Linked DNA regions of Homo sapiens: region 2 is linked to region 1. A link is an interaction called in ENCODE POLR2A ChIA-PET data of the cell type or tissue named here. Cell type or tissue: Panc1. All regions are shown on one strand. Each heading gives the region's core, and the rest is flanking DNA. Links, peaks and the distances in the headings are about the cores only. Region 1 overlaps INPP5F (inositol polyphosphate-5-phosphatase F). Region 2 overlaps SEC23IP (SEC23 interacting protein).

What was found. Peaks named below come from ENCODE experiments on the same cell type or tissue, not always from the same donor. Only the 100,000 strongest peaks of a DNase experiment are listed, where the experiment ranks them.
Region 2: POLR2A ChIA-PET joins it to region 1 with 7 read pairs; 3 of 35 experiments call an interaction of 5 or more read pairs at or near these places.

What each region holds. Positions count from the first base shown.
Region 1 is chr10:119,728,752-119,739,248 of GRCh38, reverse strand. All of the region lies in intron 1 of INPP5F (inositol polyphosphate-5-phosphatase F), which reads right to left. Among named protein-coding and RNA genes, the nearest start is that of INPP5F, 8.0 kb to the right of the region's middle. RefSeq lists enhancers at 29-574, 575-1,120, 5,517-6,017. In Panc1, for the core only: no CTCF peak of the experiment used is centred there; a DNase peak (open chromatin) is centred at 4,151; H3K27ac peaks cover 2,028 bases.
Region 2 is chr10:119,932,857-119,943,353 of GRCh38, reverse strand. It overlaps SEC23IP (SEC23 interacting protein), which reads right to left. Exons shown (of 19, transcript NM_007190.4): 17 at 10,187-10,349; 18 at 9,567-9,668; 19 at 1-2,768. The coding sequence ends at 9,587. Among named protein-coding and RNA genes, the nearest start is that of MIR4682, 20 kb to the left of the region's middle. RefSeq lists an enhancer at 9,118-9,287. In Panc1, for the core only: no CTCF peak of the experiment used is centred there; no DNase peak of the experiment used is centred there.

The sequences.
Region 1 (10,497 bases), core at 3,210-8,209:
ATTAGAATATGGTTGCTCAAAATGAAAGACTCACCTAAAACTTCTGGGCAATTTTTTTTTTCCCCTTGAGACAAGGTCTCACTCTGCTACCCAGACTGAAGTGCAGCAGCTTGATCATAACTCACTGCAGCCTCCAACTGGACTCAATCAATCCTCTCACCTCAGCTTCCCAAGTAGCTGGGAATACAGGCACACGCCATGATGCCCACCTCATTTTTTTTTTTTTCTTAGTAGAGATAAGGTCTATCTATATTGCCCAGCCTGGTCTCAAACTCCTGGACTCAAGTGATCCTCCCACGTCAGCCTCCCAAAATGCTGGGATTACAGGCATGAGCCACCATGCCTGGCCTGGGCAATTTAAATTATCCTGAAATTTTTATATTATCTTGAAAACTCTAGCAGGTACACAAAACTTCTCATACTAATATAGAGATAAGAAACACAAAACAATAGAGGAAGGCCTGAAGCAGGTACTGTAACTGACACAAGAAGGGAGACTGTGTGTGTTGTGTCGAGCTGCTCTGACTTCGCTGCCTGGTATAGCGCCTGGCATACAGCTGACACTTCAAAATGTGTGTGTGTGTGTGTGTGTGTGTGTGTATTTAAAATCTGTGGCTCTTCACTAAAGAAATAAAACAAGTTGGCATTAAAGAGTCTGTCTGTACAGAGGACATGTGTAGACAGTATTATTCCAGGCATATGCAGCAAATGCCCTTAGTAGTAGATATCCTACTGATCATATTAATGGCTACTCTGGGGGCAGAAGGCACTGGAATGGCAGAGAAAATGGCCAGCGGGCTCATACTATCCTTCTGCAAAGAATAACCATGTAACTGATCTAATCCAACAAATGTATTGTTTTCTAATCTTTCCTTCAGAAGGTATACTCTAATGTGGCATACAAATTCAAAAAAAGAAAAATTTAAAATTCACAAATAAATTGTAAAATTTAAGATCATCAACGTTATCTATAAGGAAAAGAGTTGCTTACAAATTACAAAAGTATAGCCTTTTTGAAATAATGCCAAATTTTAGTGAAATAATAATGCAACATACACCCTAAGTCATAAGTATTTGCAATAAGCTCAATTGTTTGACCCATCAGGTCAACATTTTCACTCTTATTTCAGATCCATTTGGCAGTACATGGCTTCTATTTTCATATGCCCTCCTCTTCCTGGTACACAGAAAACAAGTGATTAAGTACTGTGTGCCTGCACAGAGCATGAGTCACTCATTCCAAGATGGAAGAATGAAGGCACTCCCTCAGCCCAAGAACAAGCCTGGGTTTTAAAGCACAGCTGCTGAAGCCTATAGGCACTTTCACTGTGTCTTAAAAGAAAAAAAAAAGGTATCAGAGTATGCATAAATAATCAGACCCATATTTCATTTCCTGCTAAAGACAAAGGATATTACGGCTCTAAAAAGACAATCACCAACACAAAATCAAACAGATAAGGAAAAGGGTTTTAGAATGAGAAACTAAAAGTTCCAATTGTTAGCTCATTTATGCTTTAATTCTCAGAATTGGGTAAGGAATAATTTGATTCAGGTGCTATCTTATAAATGCAAAGTTTGATACACATTTCCTTGAACTGTCTAATGGTAATTATTCTCCAGCATTCCACAAGCTAAAGAGCTAATCCAATTTAGAAGTTCTAGCAGCTGGTGATTTCCCAGTCTTAAATCTAATTCAGGGTTATCAGTGCTGGCTGCTCATTATCATCATCTAGGAGCTTTATAATACTAATCCCTGAGCATCAGAGATGGTCTCAATTGGTTAGGGCGGGGCCCTGGAATAGGTATTCTTTAAATCTCCCCCTGGTGATTCTACTGTACAGCCAGCTTGAGAATCACTGGTCTAAATGATTATATATAGGTCACTGGGAAGGACCTGTATTAGTAACTTGGTCTTAGTCTGACTGAAAGATGATGCCTGTAGCACATACAACTTTAAACTCTCACATAATAAAGTAATACAAACTGCATAAAGATCTCATAATATAGGGAGGCGGCATAAAAGCTGGTCTAAACTAGCAGAAGGAAATACACTTCAAAAAGTAACCACAAGAATATTTAAAAGATTAAAGATACCACCTAGAAAAGAAACTTAATTTCCAGGCCAGGCACAGTGGCTCATGTCTGTAATCCCAGCACTTTGGGGGGCCCAGAGAGGAGGATCACTTGAGCCCAGGGGTTTGAGACCAGCCTGGACAACATAGCAAGACTCTGTCTCTATAAAAAATGTTGTAAAAAAATTAGCCAGGTGTGGTGGTGCCCACATGTAATCCTAGCTACTCAGGAGGCTGAGGCGGGAGGATCACCCGAGCCCAGGAGTTCGAGGCTGCAGTGAGCTATCCCACATTCCAGCCTGGGTGGCAGAGCAAGACCCTGTCTCTAAAAAAATTAAAAATTTCTAGACATTTTTATTTAAAAAGGGATCTAATTCCAGCACAGCAAGACGGCCACAAAGTTTTGATCATCATGAAGGAAATTAGAAATTGGTTCTTAAACTCTACAATATCCAAACACAAAATTGTTGATTCTCTATATGAAGCATAAAGTCCTAACTGTCACATCTCAAGAAAAGACCCAAAGCAACTCAAAAAGGAACAGAGGACAACTAAACAAAAGGACTTTCATGAAAGGTCCCACAGTGTAATTAGGACATTTCAGCCTAGGAGGACCTGATGGAAATGAATACAACTATGAAAGGTATAGACTTAACTGTATACCACTTAATACCAGTACAGGAAACCTACACATTTAAAAGTCATGGTTTGGGCTGGGTGCAGTGGCTCATGCCTGTAATCCGAGAACTTTGGGAGGTTGAGGCAGGAGGACTGCTTGAGGCCAGAAGTTCAAGACTAACCTGGCCAACATAGTGAGAACCCATCTCTATTATTTAAAAAATAGAAAAGTCATGGTTTGGGAATGAAAAAGTACAGCTTAAATTACAACTTTCCAAACTCATTACCTTAAGAACCTGAAAGTAACAACCACCTCAAACAAAGATTAGATAAATCCTTGGGTGATGCATTCATAATGCATTCATAATGCATCACCCAAGAAATATGGCAATGTGTTGGGATATATCCCTCACCTTTTGCTGTCCCCAAAACTGTCTTTTGATATCACTTTCAAAAACAAGATTTTGAGAGCTAAATCAAAGCACAGATGAGCTAAGAATTGGTATTTTCCTTTCCTCATTTTAGAGTTATTAACAGAGAAGCTGGGATTACCGGCGCTCGCCACCACACCCGCCTAATTTTTGTATTTTCAGTAGAGACAGTGTTTCACCATGTTGGCCAGGCAGGTCTCAAACTCCTGACCTCAGGTGATCTGCCCACTTCAGCCTCCCAAAGTGGCTGGGATTACAGGCATGAGCCACTGCGCCTGGCCCACAGAATTTTAGGCGATGTAATTTGTTAGGAGAAATAAATATAATACTAAATTAGTTAGATGTTGGGGGATGAGGGCTGCTTCTTCAAGAAAAGTATTTGAAAGGTGCAAATGGGAGTAAATGACACAGCTACACAGATGAATTCTGGAAGTCCCTGCCTAGAAAAGAGACTGTTACTCTGCTCAACTCCCGGGTCCACCCACCACAGTTGCTCCCTGGGGGAAGGGACATTCTTTAAGCTGGAAATAAGAGAATGTTTATATCTGGCATAAAAACAATATATAATGATACTGTGAAACATCAATATTATACCTGCAAATTACTAAAATTGAGAGCATGATGGCATGTTTTAAATTTCCTAACATTTCAGTTAGATAACTGCTTCAAATCGTACATATTGACATTGCAGAAATTGTAAAATTTGAAATTCAGTGTTAACTTCAAAGTGAAAAGCTGTTTCAAAGAATGAGATTCATAAAGAAAATTGGCTTAGTATTTTAAAGTATCCCACTATCAAGTTAAAAAAATGCAAGGGTAAACTTGAAGGAAACTGAAATTAAAATAAAATAACTTAAAAGAAAAAAATATCAGGGAACACTGACCTAAAATCAACCTGTATTTCAGACTTACCAAAGAAAGAATGTGTGGATGCTATTTTGTGAATGAAAGCAGATCCCTTAAGAGTCTCCAACAACCAGAAAATGAGTCATCCTAAAAACATGTGATTTAATTAAGGTACTACCAGTATGTCTTGTGAAGGTACTGTAATGCTGAATGTTCAGTGTTTATCCTCACTTTAAAAATACTATTTATACATTATCACTTAATGTATTATCAATAGCTACTGATAACCTTTAACAATTATTAGTTCCCTATGTTGTTAAACATACTGATTCAAATGTTCTCCTCAGCTCAATTATGGGCAGCTGACACATAATGATTATGACTTACATCAGCTAAGGACTTAGATTGACTAAAGGCTCTGTGACATTGCTGCTACTTCTCAAACTTCTGTTTGCAAATGTAGATTTCTAAAGGTTATGTTTTAAAATATATTTGAACAGGAAAAGAACCGTTTACAAAAAGACACACAGAGACATAGTAACACAGCTTGTAAAGATCTCATGCATTTAATTCCCCATAAAACCATGCCAAAACAAGGTTGGACTATGATTCTGAGAATGTATTGAATCAATAGCAGATTGATTCTGCTATTAGGTGCAGTGGCTCATGCCTGTAATCTGAGAACTTTGGGAGGCTGAGCAGGAGGACTGCTTGAGGCCAGGAGTTCAAGATTAACCTGGCCAACATAGTGAGACCCTGTCTCTATTATTTAAAAAAAAGAAAAGTCATGGTTTGGGAATGAAAAAGGAAGTACAGCTTAAATTACAACTTTCCAAACTCATTACCCTAAGAACCTGAAAGTAACAACCACCTCAAACAAAGATTAGATAAATCCTTGGATAATGCATTCATAATGCATCACCCAAGAAACATGTGTTGGCAATGTGTTGGGATATACCCCAAACTAGTTTGATCAAACTAGTTTGATTTTCCAGTAGTCCAGTATTATCTGCAAATACATGAATAAATTCCACCATACATCACAAGGACTAAAATTAGCAACAACAACCTTCTCTGCACAAGGGCCGGTTTGGAAAAAAACAAAGATGTCTATGGGTCCCATTTATTTTTATTCAGAAAGAAAACAAATTTAATGAATTCCACAGGCTTAAGAGTGAGATTCCTGCTTCACTGAATAAAATGACAGTGAGAAATTTGCATGACTTTTTTAGGTGGCAAGAGAGGCAGTGTGTTCTAGTCTTTTGTTCTTATATTCTCCCTTTAAACGTCCCTACAACCCCTTTGCTGCTTAAACTATAGAAGGTAGACCAGGGACTAGAATTATTTCAATTCATTCAGTACAACTTTCACAAAAAACCTGTTATGGGCCAGGTGCTAGGGATCCAGCAGTGAGTCTCATCCTCTTTCTCCGTGCCAGGGGTGTGTTTAGGCCAGGCAAGTGGGACAAGTGGGGACCTGAACCAATGCAGCCAGGTTCCCCATAGACCAAGCTGTCAGTGCACCTTAGTTTCTGGCACCTTCACGGTCTACTCTAAAAAAACTTGATACTACCTCTCCTCCAAAGCATGCCTTTGGCTAGCCTTTGCTGGCCAGGGCCTGGCCAAAACACAAGCGTCTAGGAACCAGTGATTCTACAAAGTTTCTCCCTTCTTTGAAGAAGGTAGTTTTGCCCTACACGCTTCTCCTCCATTTCACCTCTGCTGTGCATGCTCTGAAAGGATGTCTATGAAATTGGATCTAGGACTCTTGAAAAGCTACACTGAGAAAGGCTTCAGGTTGCTCACCACTGGAGGAAATAGTTCCCAATGAGTACACATGTCAATGCATCTGCTCAAAGATCTCCCCTGTATCTATTCCCTTCCCAAACTGCAGATCTTCCAAACACTTAAGAAGAGAAACCTGATCAACTGACCGTAGCTGGAAAAACTACTACTAGTCAATTCATTACATAACAACATTCCCTGTAACTATATGAATTTTGCAAGAAAGTCAATGCAGGCACAGGATCAACAAACAAACTAGTTATCACACTATTAGCATTTTCTTTCTACATAGATCCTTCCTTAATGTGCTTGCTTTGACATTTGAGAGGCTATTTAATTCTCCATATAGGCTACACTATAATGATTAGGATAGCTAAAGATACATTTCAGCTATTACCCATGAAAATATAAATCCTATCACTTTGTAGTCAAGAAGGTAGAAAGGTTCACAAAACATTTTTGTCAATACTGAGGAAAACCTGGTTTTAGAGTCAAACACTGGGTTAGAGCCTGGCTCTCCCTCTGTGAACCTGGGCAAATTACTTCTCTGTGCCTCAGTTTCCTCATCTGTAAAATGAGGATAATAATGAAACCATCCTCCCAAGGTTTACTGTGGAGATGAAATGAAATAATACATGTAAAGGTCATGGAACAGTGTCTGGCTCAGAAAAGTGCTCAGTTGCAGCTGAGATTACAGGCCAGTTGCGGTGGCTCACGCCTGTAATGCCAGCACTTTTGGGAGGCTGAGGCAGGCAGATCATCTGAGGTCAGGAGTTCAAGACCAACCTGGCCAATACGGCGAAACCCCGTCTCTACTAAAAATAGAAAAATTAGCCAGGCATGGTGGCAGTAGCCTGTAGTCCCAGCTACTCAGGAGGCTGAGGCAGAGAGAACTGCTTGAACCCGGGAGGCAGAGGTTGCAATGAGCCGAGATCATGCCATTGTACTCCAGCCTGGGCAACAGAATAAAACTCCGTCTCAAAAAAAAAAAAAAAAAGAAAAAAGAAAAAAGAAAAGTGCTCAAGAAATAAAAGCTGTTATTATTAGCTACTGTTAATCTCAGGTGATGATGTAGACAACAAAATATACACAAAAACCTCCCTCAATCTGTAAAACCTGATTCCAAAAATTGTCAGTCACCTTAGAAAGACTTTGTACTCCTACCAGGCGTGGTGGCTCACGCCTGCAATCCTAGCACTTTGGGAGGCTGAGGCAGGCAGAATACCTGAGCTCAGAAGTTCAAGACCAGCGTGGCCAACGTGGCGAAACCCTGTCTCTACTAAAAATACAAAAAATTAGCCAGGCATGATGGCAGGCGCCTGTAGTCCCAGCTACTCAGGAGGCTGCGGCACAAGAATCGCTTGAACCCTGGAGGCCGAGGTTGCAGTTGCAGTGGGCCAAGATCATGCCACCACACTCCAGCCTGGGCTGTCTACACTAAAAAAAAAAAAAAAAAAAAAACCACTTGTCTTCTTTTATTTAAGCCAAAAATGGGTGGGGTGAAAACTTTGTAAAGATAAGTCTTTTCTACCTTTAAATGGGAAATAAACGTAGTCATACAAATATGTACATGCATAAAAATAAACATACAGATCTATTCAACCCAACTGTTAGCCTGTCAGCAATATAAAATATGGAGTAAAAAGTAGTATAAGATATAAAACTAGTAACCCATTATAAAAACTGAAGACTAAATACACTAAGAAAAAACCTGGTTATTCAACAACAAAAATGATCAGAAAGATTTTGTAAGCCATTTAATATGTAATTTAAAGTGCCCTATTAAATTCTGTCATGGTAATTTGCAAATTTTTAGTAAACACAATATTTTTTTCTGAGACAGTCTCACTCTGTTGCCCAGGCTGGAGTACAGTGGCACCATCTCAGCTCACTGCAACCTCTGCCTCCCAGGTTCAATCGATTCTTGTGGCTTAGCCTCCCGAGTAGTTGGGATTATAGGCACCCGCCACCACACCCAGCTAATTTTTGTATTTTCAGTAGAGACGGGGTTTTACCATGTTGGCTAGGCTGGTCTTGAACTCCTGACCTCAAGTGATCCATCCACCTCGGCCTTCCAAAGTGCTGGGATTACAGGCGCGAGCCACCATGCCTAGCTACAAACAGAATTTTTTAAAAAGATAAAGTTCAAAATCCTTTTTTTTTTTTAAGTAAATACCAAATGCCACAAAACTCCAAATAAACAGAATCATTTCACAAAAATGATACCTCAAAAAAAAATTCCAGGTGGATTTCAATTCCATAATTATGATTTCTCATTCAAAAAAGTTAACCTCATATGACATAGTAAAAATAATTTCATTATCAAAAATTAACTCTAAGAAGAACAGAAAAAATTTTTAACATTTCTGTGAATTCTAACTAATACCTAGTATCCCTCAAAAAATTGTTCAGGCCAGGCGCGGTGGCTCATGCCTGTAATCCCAGCACTTTGGGAGGCAGAGGCGGGCGGATCACGAGGTCAAGAGATCGAGAGCATCCTGGCCAACATGGTAAAACCCCATCTCTACTAAAAATACAAAAAATTAGCTGGGCGTGGTGGCGCGTGCCTGTAGTCCCAGCTACTCGGGAGGCTGAGGCAGGAGAATTGCTTGAACCTGGGAGGCAGAGGTTGCAGTGCGCCAAGATCACGCCACTGCACTCCAGCCTGGCAACAGAGCGAGACTCAATCTCAAAAAAAAAAAAAAGTTCACTGGGATTCATCACTTAGAGTATCACCTTTCCATATACAGTTTCTATGTTTATGAATGTTATGTGTATGACAGATGCTTTGAGATCTCTTCTTGGTCGCTCAGTCTCAGAACAGAATGTGAATTATTATATAATTTACACACAGCTATAAATTATATAATACTGTCATATCAGACAAAGCCACAAGGACTAGAGGAAGCAATTTTAAGACCAAAGAGATAAGACCATATCAGCATTCCCCCAAAGTGGATTGTATTATATTTCTTTTTGAATCTTCAAATTACAATTCTTATCCTGAGATATTAGACTCTACTCTCAGAAGATTACTGAATGTTTACACGGTGCTTTATCACTTTCCCTGTAGAAAATAAAATAACCAGGCCGGGCGCGGTGGCTCATGCCTGTAATCCCAGCACTTCGGGAGGCCGGGGAGGGTGGATCACCTGAGGTCAGGAGTTCGAGACCAGCCTGGCCAACATGGCAAAACCCTGTCTCTAGTAAAAATACAAAAACTTGCCAGGCGTGGTGACAGGTTCCTATAATCCCAGCTACTCAGGAGGCTGAGGCAGGAGAATCGCTTGAACCCGGGAGGTGGAGGTTGCAGTGAGCCGAGATCGCACCATTGCACTCCAGCCTGGGCAACAAGAGCAAAACTCTGTCTCAAAAAAGAAAGAAAAAAAAGAAAAGAGAAGTAGTAGTCATTATCTTACAACAGACATAAGCATCTAAGCATCTATCAAAAAACTGCTATATATGAATACAGATTACTCATTACCCTTAAAAAAATTAGAAACACCAGAAAAAAAACAATACTTCGTTTTTTAACTAGGAGAAAAAAAACCTGAAAAAGTTTAAATAATGTTAAAGAGGAAAGTAAGGAATACTACCAAAAAGATATTTTAAAAGCCCAGTGTGGTGGCTCATGCCCATAATTCCAGCACTTTGTGAGGCCAAGGTGGGAGGATCGCTTGAGCCCAGGAGGCCAAGATCAGCCTGAGCCATATAGTGAGACTCCATCTCTACCAAAAAAAAAAAAAAAAAAAATTAGCCAGGTGTGGTAGCACACACATGTAGTCCCAGCTACCTGGGGGACTGAGGTGGGAGGAATAGCTTGGTGCCGGGAGGTAGGGGCTACAGCAAGCCATGATCACGCCACTGCACTCCAGCCTGGGTGACAGAGCAAGACCCTGTCTCAGAAAAAAAAAAAAAAGATAATGAGATAATGCTACATCAGATAGAAATATAACACAAGTGCAGGTGTACCTTTCCTCATATTTCCTCATCCAAATGGACAGAGATTTTCCACTCCAATTAAAATATATTCAAAACAGCCCTAAAAAGAGGCCAGGCGCAGTGGGTCAAGCCTATAATCCCAGTACTTTGGGGGGCCGAGGTGGGCAGATCACCTGAGGTCAGGGGTTTGAGACCAGCCTGGCCGACATGGCGAAACCCTATCTCTAACAAAAAATACAAAAATTAGCTGGGTGAGGTGGCACACACCTGTAGTCCCAGCTACTCAGAAGTCTGAAACAGGAGAATCGCTTGAACCTAGGAGGCAGAGGTTGCAGTGAGCCGAGAACACGCCACCGCACTCCAGCCTGGGCAACAGAGCAAGACTCTGTCCACTGCCCGCCCCGCCCTTTCCCCCTCCCCCAAAAAAACAGGCCTAAAAAGAGCAACAAACATAATACAACATCTTATTTTTAAGGCAATGATATTACTGAGAGAGAACTTAGACTTAACTTTAATTCAGCTCAACTCAAACAAAAACGCCTTCTCTGTCCTAAGTACTCTAAAGCCTAGAGACACCAAGATGAGGAGTAAATACAGCCCTTGCCTTGGGGAACACACTGGGACTTCCCACCGGGGAAGAAGTAGGCAAACTTTTATTATGATGATGCATAAGGGTTAGAATTGAAGTGTCCACTAAGTGTAGAAAATGCCTGGAAACACAATAAAGGTGGCCAATAATTCTGCCCCAAGGATGAGGGGTAGCATCTGAGCTGGGTCTTATGGAATGGACTAGGTAGGAAAAGG
Region 2 (10,497 bases), core at 2,320-7,319, 200 kb before region 1:
TGCACCGCAGGGACAGTCAACAGCAGGAACACAATGTCAGCACCCCAGCTCATAGAGGAACTGAATTCTATCCACTCTCCTCTGAGGACCCAGCCCTGGGAAACTGACTCAAACTAAGCTGGAATGCCAACTTATTAAGTTACAATGAGAACTATAACTTGGAGGAAAACCAAAACACTCAGTGTCTGCAGTTCAAGTTTCCACCAGAAAGCTGCTTGGTAAACACTAAAGTACAGCATTAAGATAGTTAGATGCCTCAAGTCATAAAAACCTGAAACAATGGTACTATAAATACCAATCATCCTAGGTTTTCTGGGATAATCTTCAGTACTCTTATCATGAGACCAAATGCTGTGAGTTACTATTTCAAATACATGATCATCCCTGCCAAGATAGCGGCATCTCCTCCTTTTCATGTACAGGGTTCTATATAGATCACACCTTTCCAATAACATACTTACCTCAAAAATCACTCGAATCTGTGCAGTTTCCTTGTCTTATACTGTGGTTTTGAGAAAACATGCTTGTCTGGTTGGATTCAAGAAGCACGCGTGTCCAGCAGACTTAGAAAGCAGGTTCCTCTTGTCATACAGCACGTTAACATAGCTGACGAGGCCTGGGTGTCTTCATCAGTACTGTGATGACTCTTTCACCTTTGACTTCAGATGCTGGCGCTTTTTACTTTTTGTGCCAAACTCTACACATGAAACACTTTTGGAATAACTACAGACATGACTTTCTTTATCTGGGGAAAAGGAGGGCATTAAACCAGATTAGGGGCTGGGAGGGGAGGTTGTCAGGGGATGAGCTGCTCCTGAGGAAGAGGCAGAGATCAAGCTTCACTCAGCAGCTGGATTCTCACCTAGTTTATAGACTGAAATCCTGCAAGGTGGTTACAACAGTGAACAATATGTTCATACATAAAGACTCTACCCTCAGGGGATCTACTGTTTTTTGGTTTTTAAGAGACTGAATAGTAATACATACATACATACATATGTGTGTGTGTATATATATATATGTATGTATGAGTATATATATCCACAGGCAGAGTCACTCAAAAATTCTATTTTCTGTGTACTCAAGTATTAAAATGAAAGGGCAAGACTGCTGCCACTCAGCTGCCACATGCTTCTTCTACGAACCCTGGTCCTTCTCTGCCCATTACTCAGAAGACAGGCTGAATGACACAAACAAAAATCAGATGTAAGTTGAAAAATCAAATTGGATTTTATTGAAATGTATATAAATAACCCTCATTTTTCTTTATTTCATCAGTATTGGGAAATTAAGTGAAAAGTAATTAAAAAGTAGTAGTCCTGAGAGAGAGAAATGAAGGCTGAAAGGGAATCAAGAAAACCATATTCCATCCCAGATCTGCCACTACCCAGTCTGGGAAAGGCATTTATTGTCCTGGCCTCAGCTGTAGAATGAGGTGGCTGAAATCTATGTTGTCTGGAGTCAATTACAGCTCTACAATCTTGCTGTTCTAATTCTACCATTAGGAGCCAATGCTAACGTTACATACTGACCATATAAGCAGGTACTCAAAATGAAAAGGGAATAAACACTGAGTTCATGGGGACACTTTTAAGGAAGACAAGAGAAATACATAAGTTTGCTGCTTAAAAAATGCATTAATGTTACTGCTTTATTCACACTAATTAGAATACATACACAAAAAATGTGTATCATATATCACTTTCAAAAATTTCCATGTTCCATGAGAACTATGTAAACAATGCAAAATGTTTCCACTACGTAACAAAAGAAAATCAGCATTCCCACATAGTATTAGGAAAATATTTGGATAATCTGAATTTATAGTAAAACAAAGTGATCTGAATTTGTAGTAAAACAAAGTGAAATATTACAAAGCAGTCTTGTCATGAAGTAGCCTTATATAACTCAGAAGCAACACATTTCATACTTTCAAACACTTTGGTATAAGTGAAATTAATAGAAAACAAAAAGAAGAAGAAAAAAACCTCTACTTTGGTTTTCACATTATTGGAACTTCAGCAACAAGGCAAGTGCACAGCTACCTTGGATGACAAAATGGAAAACCTCTCATCTGCTTGCTTCTCCTCCTGGAAATGGACGTGCTAGGAGAGCGCTTCCCAGGACTTCTTGAAAATAAGGTGCATCTCACTTCTTTCCACAATCAGGCTCTCAGCAATCGTTTGAGGGATTTATAAAACCTCAGATTCAGTTGGGATATGAGTGATCTTGATTATTTCCTCTTAACAAATATAAATGACCTTGCATTAAGGCAGCTCAGAAGTACAATTCACATTTTAAGTAGAACATAAATCTCTTAAAAATCATATTACTATAGTTTCTCAACAAGTTCATACTTGAATAAAAAGAACATACTGCATTAATAAAAAGAAAAATCCAAGTTTAATAGCCCACTAACAATACTTTTTAAGAAACAGAAATAACCGTTTACATGCTACAAATATTTCTTCATTGATATCACATATAACTTTGACAACTATACAACTAAACTGATCTGTGGAATTTTTCATGGCATCATTTTTATAATTATGTTTTCTCACCTATACTGTCCAAATGTGGTACTGATTTTTTTCACTGTGTTAGTTCTGTGTCCTGTCTTTTGAATCCCTATATCCGAGAATTGTGGCTGAGCAATTGTTAATGAATCACTCTTCTGTCATCCATCACAGGAGCGAAGTGGGAAAGTCCTCTGAGGATTTTCTCAGCAATGGAAGTTGTACTGGGACTTTCTGTGCAGACAAGAAAGTCTTAAAAAGGAAAAAAAAAAAAAACCTCAGTGAACTTTACAAATTTACAGTCAAATACCATGCATCGTTGTCTTTTCTGAAGTAAAAGAACAGACAATCGGCCAGGCACGGTGTCTCACGCCTGTAATCTCAGCACTTTGGGAGGCCGAGGTGGGCAGATCACAAGGTCAGGAAATCGAGACCATCCTGACTAACATGGTGAAACCCCATCTCTACTGAAAATACAAAAAATTAGCTGGGCATGGTGGCGGGTGCCTGTAATCCCAGCTACTCTGGAGGCTGAGGCAGGAGAATGGTGTGAACACGGGAGGCGGAGCTTGCAGTGAGCCAAGATGACGCCACTGCACTCCAGCCTTGGGGACAGGGTGAGACTCCATCTCAAAAAAAAAAAAAAAAAATGGACAATCCAGTGCTCAACTTTACTGACAAACACTGCAAACCGCCTCCAAAGAGCACAGCCTGTAAGCAAGTCCTCAGGCCTTCCAAAGGGACAAGAATGCCCAGGAAACACTCAGTAAGATTAACCAGCATGATTTCTTCATAGCAAAGCCAGTACAGAGAGTAAAAGACACAATTTAAAGTTAGTTATGGCCAAGTGTTGTGGCTCACGCCTGTAATCCCAGCACTGTGGGAGGCCGAGGCAAGTGGATCATCTCAGCTCAGAAGTTCGAGACCAGCCTGGGCAACTTGGGGGAACCCTGTCTCTACCAAAAAATAAAAAAATTAGCCAGACGTGGTGGTGCACACCTGTGGTCCCAGCCTCTCGAGATGCTAAGTTAGGAGGATCGCTTGAGCCTGGGAGTCAGAGGTTGCAGTGAGCCAAGATTGCGCCACTGCACTCACACAAGCTGGGTGACAGAGTGAGACCCCTTCTCAAAAAATTAAAATATTTTATTTTATTTTTTTTCTTTGAGACAGAGTCTCGCCCTGTCGCCCAGGCAGGAGTGCAATGGCACGATCTCAGCTCACTGCACCCTCAGTCTCCCAGGTTCAAAAGATTCTCCTGCCTCAGCCTCCCAAGTAGCTGGGACTACAGGTGTGTGCTACCACGCCCGGCTAATTTTTGTATTTTTAGTAGAGACAAGATTTCACTATTTGGCCAGGCTGGTCTCGAACTCCTGACCTTGTGATCCGCCTTGGCCTCCCAAAGTGCTGGGATTACAGGCATGAGCCACCGTGACCAGCTAAAATATTAATAAAAAATAAAGTTAGTTATCTGCCATGTTAATTTGAGGCTTTTTTATTTTTTATTTAATTATTTATTTTTGAGACAGGGTCTCACTCTATAATCCAGGCTGGAGTGCAGTGGTACGATCACAGCTCACTGCAGCCTCAATCTCCCGAACTCCAGCAATCCTCCCACCTCAGCCTCCCAAGTTGCTGGGACTACAGGTGCACACCATCATGCCCCAGTGATTTTTTTTTTTTTACTTTTAGTAGAGACAAGTAATGTCTTGTCTATGTTGCTAAGCTGGTCTCGAACTCCTGAGCTCAAGCGATCTGCCTGCCTCAGCCTCCAAAGTGCTAAGATTACAGGTGTAAGCCACCACACCTGGCCAATTTGAGGCTTTTCAAAGAACAATCCTAAAAAGGTCTAAAAGGACATGAACATAAAACAACCATTCAGCAAAACTGATCTAAGCTTGAATGAACTATGTATAGAATAATTGTTAACATTTTAAATGGATTATCTTATGACATTAGTATAGTATTAGAAACTTAAATTCTTGCCTAAATTTTACAGCCAAGTGTAAGAAGAAGTAAATAAAACAATTATAGTGAACGAATCATATGTGAAATAGAAGGTTCTGAGTTTTCCATATAAGGTGATGGCAAAATCCTAGAATTACTATTCTTTTGGTTTTGTTTGTCTTGCTTTGTTTTGTTAGGGGAGAGAGCGTCAGGGGAACTTAAATTATTTCGAACTTCATTCGGGATAACTGCAAAGACTATGGTATACTGAGAACTTCTACTGCCAGATATTATGTAAAAAATTACAATTATTAAAACACCATATTTCACCAAATCTAAGACACTGTTGATTGTGACACTTCACTGTTATGTACCATAAAAAGATGCCCAGAAAGGGAGTCTCAAAGGAGAACCCCTCACAAAAAGTGGGGGACTAAACATCTATAGTCTCAATGAGGGATAAAAGCAAGCAACTACATGCAGAAGGGATGGCAAAGAGGCCTGCGCACCTCTTCCTTGACAATGGAAAGAGGGAACAAAAACTCCAATATCTGAACTGACAACCCCATCCCTGCAAATTTTGGGGGCTGAAATCACACTACCAGCATCATCCTAAAAAATCCCAAGCAGAGAAATTAGCTTAAGCAGAGGCAAGTTGGTAAAGCCCCTCCCCCAGTGACCAGCAGAAGAGAATGCACAGCTTCTCAGAAAGAACTCAACTTCCGTTAAGGCAACAGCTGACTTAAATTTTTTTTTTTTTTTTTTTTAAGAGACGAGGTTTCACTATGTTGCCCAGGCTGGTCTCAAACTCCTGGGCTCAAGTAATCCTCCCACAGCGCTGGGATTACAGGTATGAGCCACTGCACCAGCCCCAACAGCAGATTTTAAGATGCATTACAAATTTAAATATGTTAAAATGTGGAAAATAAATGGCTTGAAATCAATGAAGTATCATAGACAAATAAATCACCAGAAGAGATGAGAAAGCCTAGGAAACAAATATTAATTAAAATGTCAAACAACAGCAAAATATTTGGCATATGATAAAAATATCAAACCAATGACAAAAGGGTACATTATTCAATATATGGCACAGACAGAAACGATTATGTAAGAAAAAAGTTAAATTGTTCTCTACACCTTACTCTTCTAAATTACAAAGCCAAATGGGGAAAAAAAGAACTAAAAAGAAAATAAATGTAAATATCTAAAAAATAATTAATCATAAAAGACTGGGCTATGTTTTTTGTTTTTTTGTTTTTTTTTTTTAGACGGAGTCTCGCTCTGTCATCCAGGTGGGAGTGCAGTGGCACAATCTAGGGTCACTGCAACCTCCGCCTCCTGGGTTCAAGCAATTCTCCTGCCTCAGCATCCCAAGTAGCTGGGATTATAGGTGCCAGCCACCACACCCATCTAATTTCTGTATTTTTAATAGAGATGGGGTTTCTCCATGTTGGCCAGGCTGGTCTCAACCTCCTGACCTCAGGTGATCCGTCCACCTCGGCCTGCCAAAGTGCTGGGATTACAGGCGTGAGCCATCATGCCCAGCGTAGGGCTACGTATTTTTAAAACATGCTCCCCTCAAACTGCCGCCAAAAAAATCCAAAGTATAAGGAAAAATAAAAGGCTAATTTCAAACTGGGAAAAAATACTTATAATGACAAAGGTTAATATCCTTAAGTATCATATTTATAAATCCATAAGAAAGAAAAGGACCCTGGCCGGGCACGGTGGCTCACGCCTGTAATCCCAGCACTTTGGGAGGCCAAGGCGGGCGGATCACGAGGTCAGGAGATCGAGACCACAGTGAAACCCCGTCTCTACTAAAAATACAAAAAATTAGCTGGGCACAGCAGCGGGCGCCTGTAGTCCCAGCTACTCGGGAGGCTAAGGCAAGAGAATGGCATGAACCCGGGAGGAGGAGCTTGCAGTGAGCCGAGATCACGCCACTGCACTACAGCCTGGGCGACAAAGCAAGACTCCGTCTTAAAAAAAATAAAATAAAATAAAATAAAATAAAGAAAGAAAAGGACCCTACCCCGTACCTCCAAGAAAACACAAAGGTCATGAACAGGCAACTGACAAAAGAAATATAATCAGCCAGTTAAGATACACCCAAAGAGCTCAACTTCACTAATAATAGAAATGTAAGTAAAAACGGTATTATAACTATTTCTGGCTATCAAATTAGCAAAAAAAAATTTTTTAATCAGTAATACCCAGTGTTTCCAAGAGTGCAAGCATACTGGCCTTTACATACTGATGGTAAATATGAAAATTGAGCAACTTTTCTGGAATGCAATTTAGCAAAATGTAGGGATCAAAAAGCTTTTTTTTTTTTTTTTTTTTTGAGACGGAATCGCATGCTGTTGCCCAGGCTGGAGTGCAGTGGTGGAATCTCAGCTCACTGCAACCTCCACCTCCCAGGTTTTAAGAGATCCTCCTGCCTCGGCCTCCCAAGTAGGTGAGATCACACCCTGCTAATTTTTCTGTATTTTTAGTAGAGACGGGGTTTCACTATGTTGGCCAGGCTGGTCTCGAACTCCTGACCTCAAGTGATCTGCCCGCCTCGGCCTCTCAAACTGGGATTACAGGCATGAGCCACCGCACCCAGCCAAAAATCTTTTCAAAATATGCAATATTCTCAGAAATAAGAACACTGCTTCTAAGAATGTATCCAAAGCAAACAGAGATTGGCAAAAAGTGTGTAAAACTACATATCAGAGTTATTTATAATGGAGAAAATTTGGAAAATCATCTAACACCCAACAATGGGGTAAAATAAAGTATTTTAATAAAAGAACTATAAAATGGAATGAAATGCAACTATTAAAATATCACGTATCACTGTAGTACTGTTCATACTAATAAAAGATTAGAATAACTTCAATGCCCATCAGTAGGGACTGCTTAAACAGATTATGGTGCAATAGTCAATGGAATACCTAAAAAGAACGAGGTCACTCTCATGTTCTGATCCAGATTCTTCTCTCCACCTGAAGTGGTCTTCTTCCTCCAGATATCCACCTGGCTCGCTTGCTCAAATGACACTTTACTTTACCCGTGAAGGGGGTCCCTTGCCATCTTATATACATTAATAACTTGAACCCATCCCAAATGAATTCCTCTCCTCCTTGTCCAGCTGCTCAGTCTTTACCATGTGGTTCATTTCAACTGTCCACGTGCTGTCTGCCTTCCATTAGAGGAAAAAAGGTCCTTGAGGGCAGAGGCTTTGGTCCACTGCTGTGAAACCCAATACCTAAAATAATACCTGGCACTTAAGTAAGGTGCTCAACAGATACTGGACGGATGGATGAATGGACGGATGGGCGGACAGATGGATGAATGGATGGATAGATAGATATGGGACAATCTCAAAGACACAAAGGTAATAACGGTGTGTCAATTTTGCTATCATTTGTCTTTTTTTTTTTAGATAGAGTCTCACTCTGTCATCCAGGCCGGAGTGCAGTGGCGCAATCTCAGCTCACTGCAACCTCCAACTCCTGGGTTCAAGAGATTCTCCTGCCTCAGCCTCCTGAGTTGCTGGGATTACAGGCACCTACTACCATGCCCGGCTAATTTTTGTATTTTTAGTAGAGACAGGGTTTCACCATGTTAGCCAGGCTAGTCTTGAACTCCTAACCTCAAGTAATCCACCTGCCTCGGCCTCCCAAAGTGCTGGGATTACAGGCGTGAGCCACTACACCCAGCCTCTTTTGTCTTTTAAAAAAGAAAAACTTAAAAGTGTGTGTGATGTGTTAACAGATATCTGGAAGGATACACAAAACGTGGAACACTGGCTGCCTCTAGGCAGGGAGGTTGGGGATGAGTTATGGGAAAGCCATCTTTCACTTCTGGCCTTGCATTTCCCAACTACAGGCACCCGCCACCACACCCGACTAATTTTTGTATTTTTAGTACAGACGGGGTTTCACTATGTTGGCCAGGCTGGTCTCGAACTCCTAACCTCAGGTGATCTGCCCGCCTTGGCCTCCCAAAGTGATGAGATTAGAGGTGTGAGACACCATGCCTGGCCTACACTTTAGTTTTCTTTTACTTTGTTACAAGTTTAATTTTGGAAATGGAGCCAAAAAACTTTCTCTAAGGAAGCCCTACTAAAAGTACTTACCTCTCTAAAACGAGGAGGTAGAAGATGAGGCTGAAGGGAATGTTCATTTACCACTTACTATTAGAAAACCAAAAATGGCAGGAACTTCCTTTGATTTCAGTAATTTAGAGCTCAGCATTTTGTGTCTGATTCTTTCAAAGCCTTTAAAATTTCTAACTTTGTAAAAAACACATTACTTGTTTTTAAAAGTAATGCATAATCTAGTGAGGAAAACCAGGTATCTGGTGTCTCAGGAGGACAGTTAGGAATACAGAGTGTGGCTGAGCTGCACGTCAGCTGACCCATCACAGACTTAACCTCCTTCTCTATTCTTTCCCTCTATAAAGATTGGGAATGCTCAAAACATTACTTCTACAATCTTTCATACAGACTGGAGATATTGGACATTAGACACAGGCCTAGTCAATAGGTATGAGTAAATTTTTGGACAAGCTTCTGCTTCCCTAATTAAGAGCGACAGATGTGAGGAGTACTACCCTCTCCCCTCTTATTCATGTTGTGAATGTAGATATGGTATCTGCAACCATGGGGGCACCTTATAACTATGAGGCAGCAAGAGCCAACATTCAGGTGGGAAGAGGCAAGCACTCTGGGTATCTGGTGGAGTCACTCAACAGAAGAACCCTTCTTGTTACGGAAGAAAAATAAACCTCTATTTGTTTAATGTATTGTAAACTGGGTTCTGTGAACCTGCAACCAAAGGAATTCCTAACTGATATTCTTGGGAATCTATTTTAAAAAGAAACTAAAAATAACTCAAATTCTATGTAAATTTAGAAAGAAGACTGTAATAAATCAGAAATGTAAATTACAAACCAATTATCTTCCTTAATGTCTCTATTGCAAATTTTTAAAAACGACGACAAAAACTCAGAGGAAACAGAAAAAAGCAAAATCAGTCAACATCAACTCCATACAACAGATTTGAGAATGCAAACATTCAGAATTTATACATTCAATAAGGATAAACTCACACAGTAAAACTGAAGTTTGATCAATGCTGGGGCTGTTCTGGACTAATGTTCATTGTTCGATAAATTTCTTTAAGTAGTAACAGAGCAGTATCTTCAGATTCCCTATGAAAAGGAAAAGCATATTTACTTAAGAGACAATTAGAAGAAATTAACTTCTATGCACAATGGTTGAAAATGCAGGTTCTATTCTATTCAACTCTATCTAAGAAGGGCAAATGATAGCAATGTAATCTCAGTGTAATAAATAAAGCAGCGTAATCTCAGAGCTGTCCTTAAAAACTAGATGAATACTGATTAGCTCCAAAATAGCTGTGTTGCAATTCTCCTTGGTGACAGGGATACAGGAAAGAATGGCATTTCAAAGTCCCTACCACTCCCACTGTGAAAGGCATTCCCACAAAAACAGTGTGCAAGAACCAAGGGTCTTTGGTCAAAAGCAGATGACATACTGCCATCTTGTGGGTAACTAAGGGGGAAAAATAACGATTCTGAACATATAGTAATTCAAATGAATATTCATAGTACATTGTATCAGTAAAAGAATCTCACTAAAACTAAAATTGCTGCACGTGCTAGCACCAAAAGCCCACTCAAATGTTACCAAATTTAAGAACACTTACCAATAGCATAAGTGACTCTGAAGAGCGAAAAGGTATTCATTAAAACTCTCTATTGGTTTTTCTTGGAGAACGTAGTCAATTCGGCGGCCTCCATTTAACATTCCAACCTTTCCTAAGTAGTCCTCATCCTTGGAAAAATCTGGACTTTCAACAACCTTTTCTGCTAGAATTTAAACCATTTCAATATCAAAGTCAATCACTTAATCTTTATCCTTTGACTTTAGCTGACTTTCTGGGCTCAATGAGAATACTGCTTGACGCATGTAGCAACCTGAGGAGCTACCAGGCTCACTCCCCGTTCCTCCAAAGAG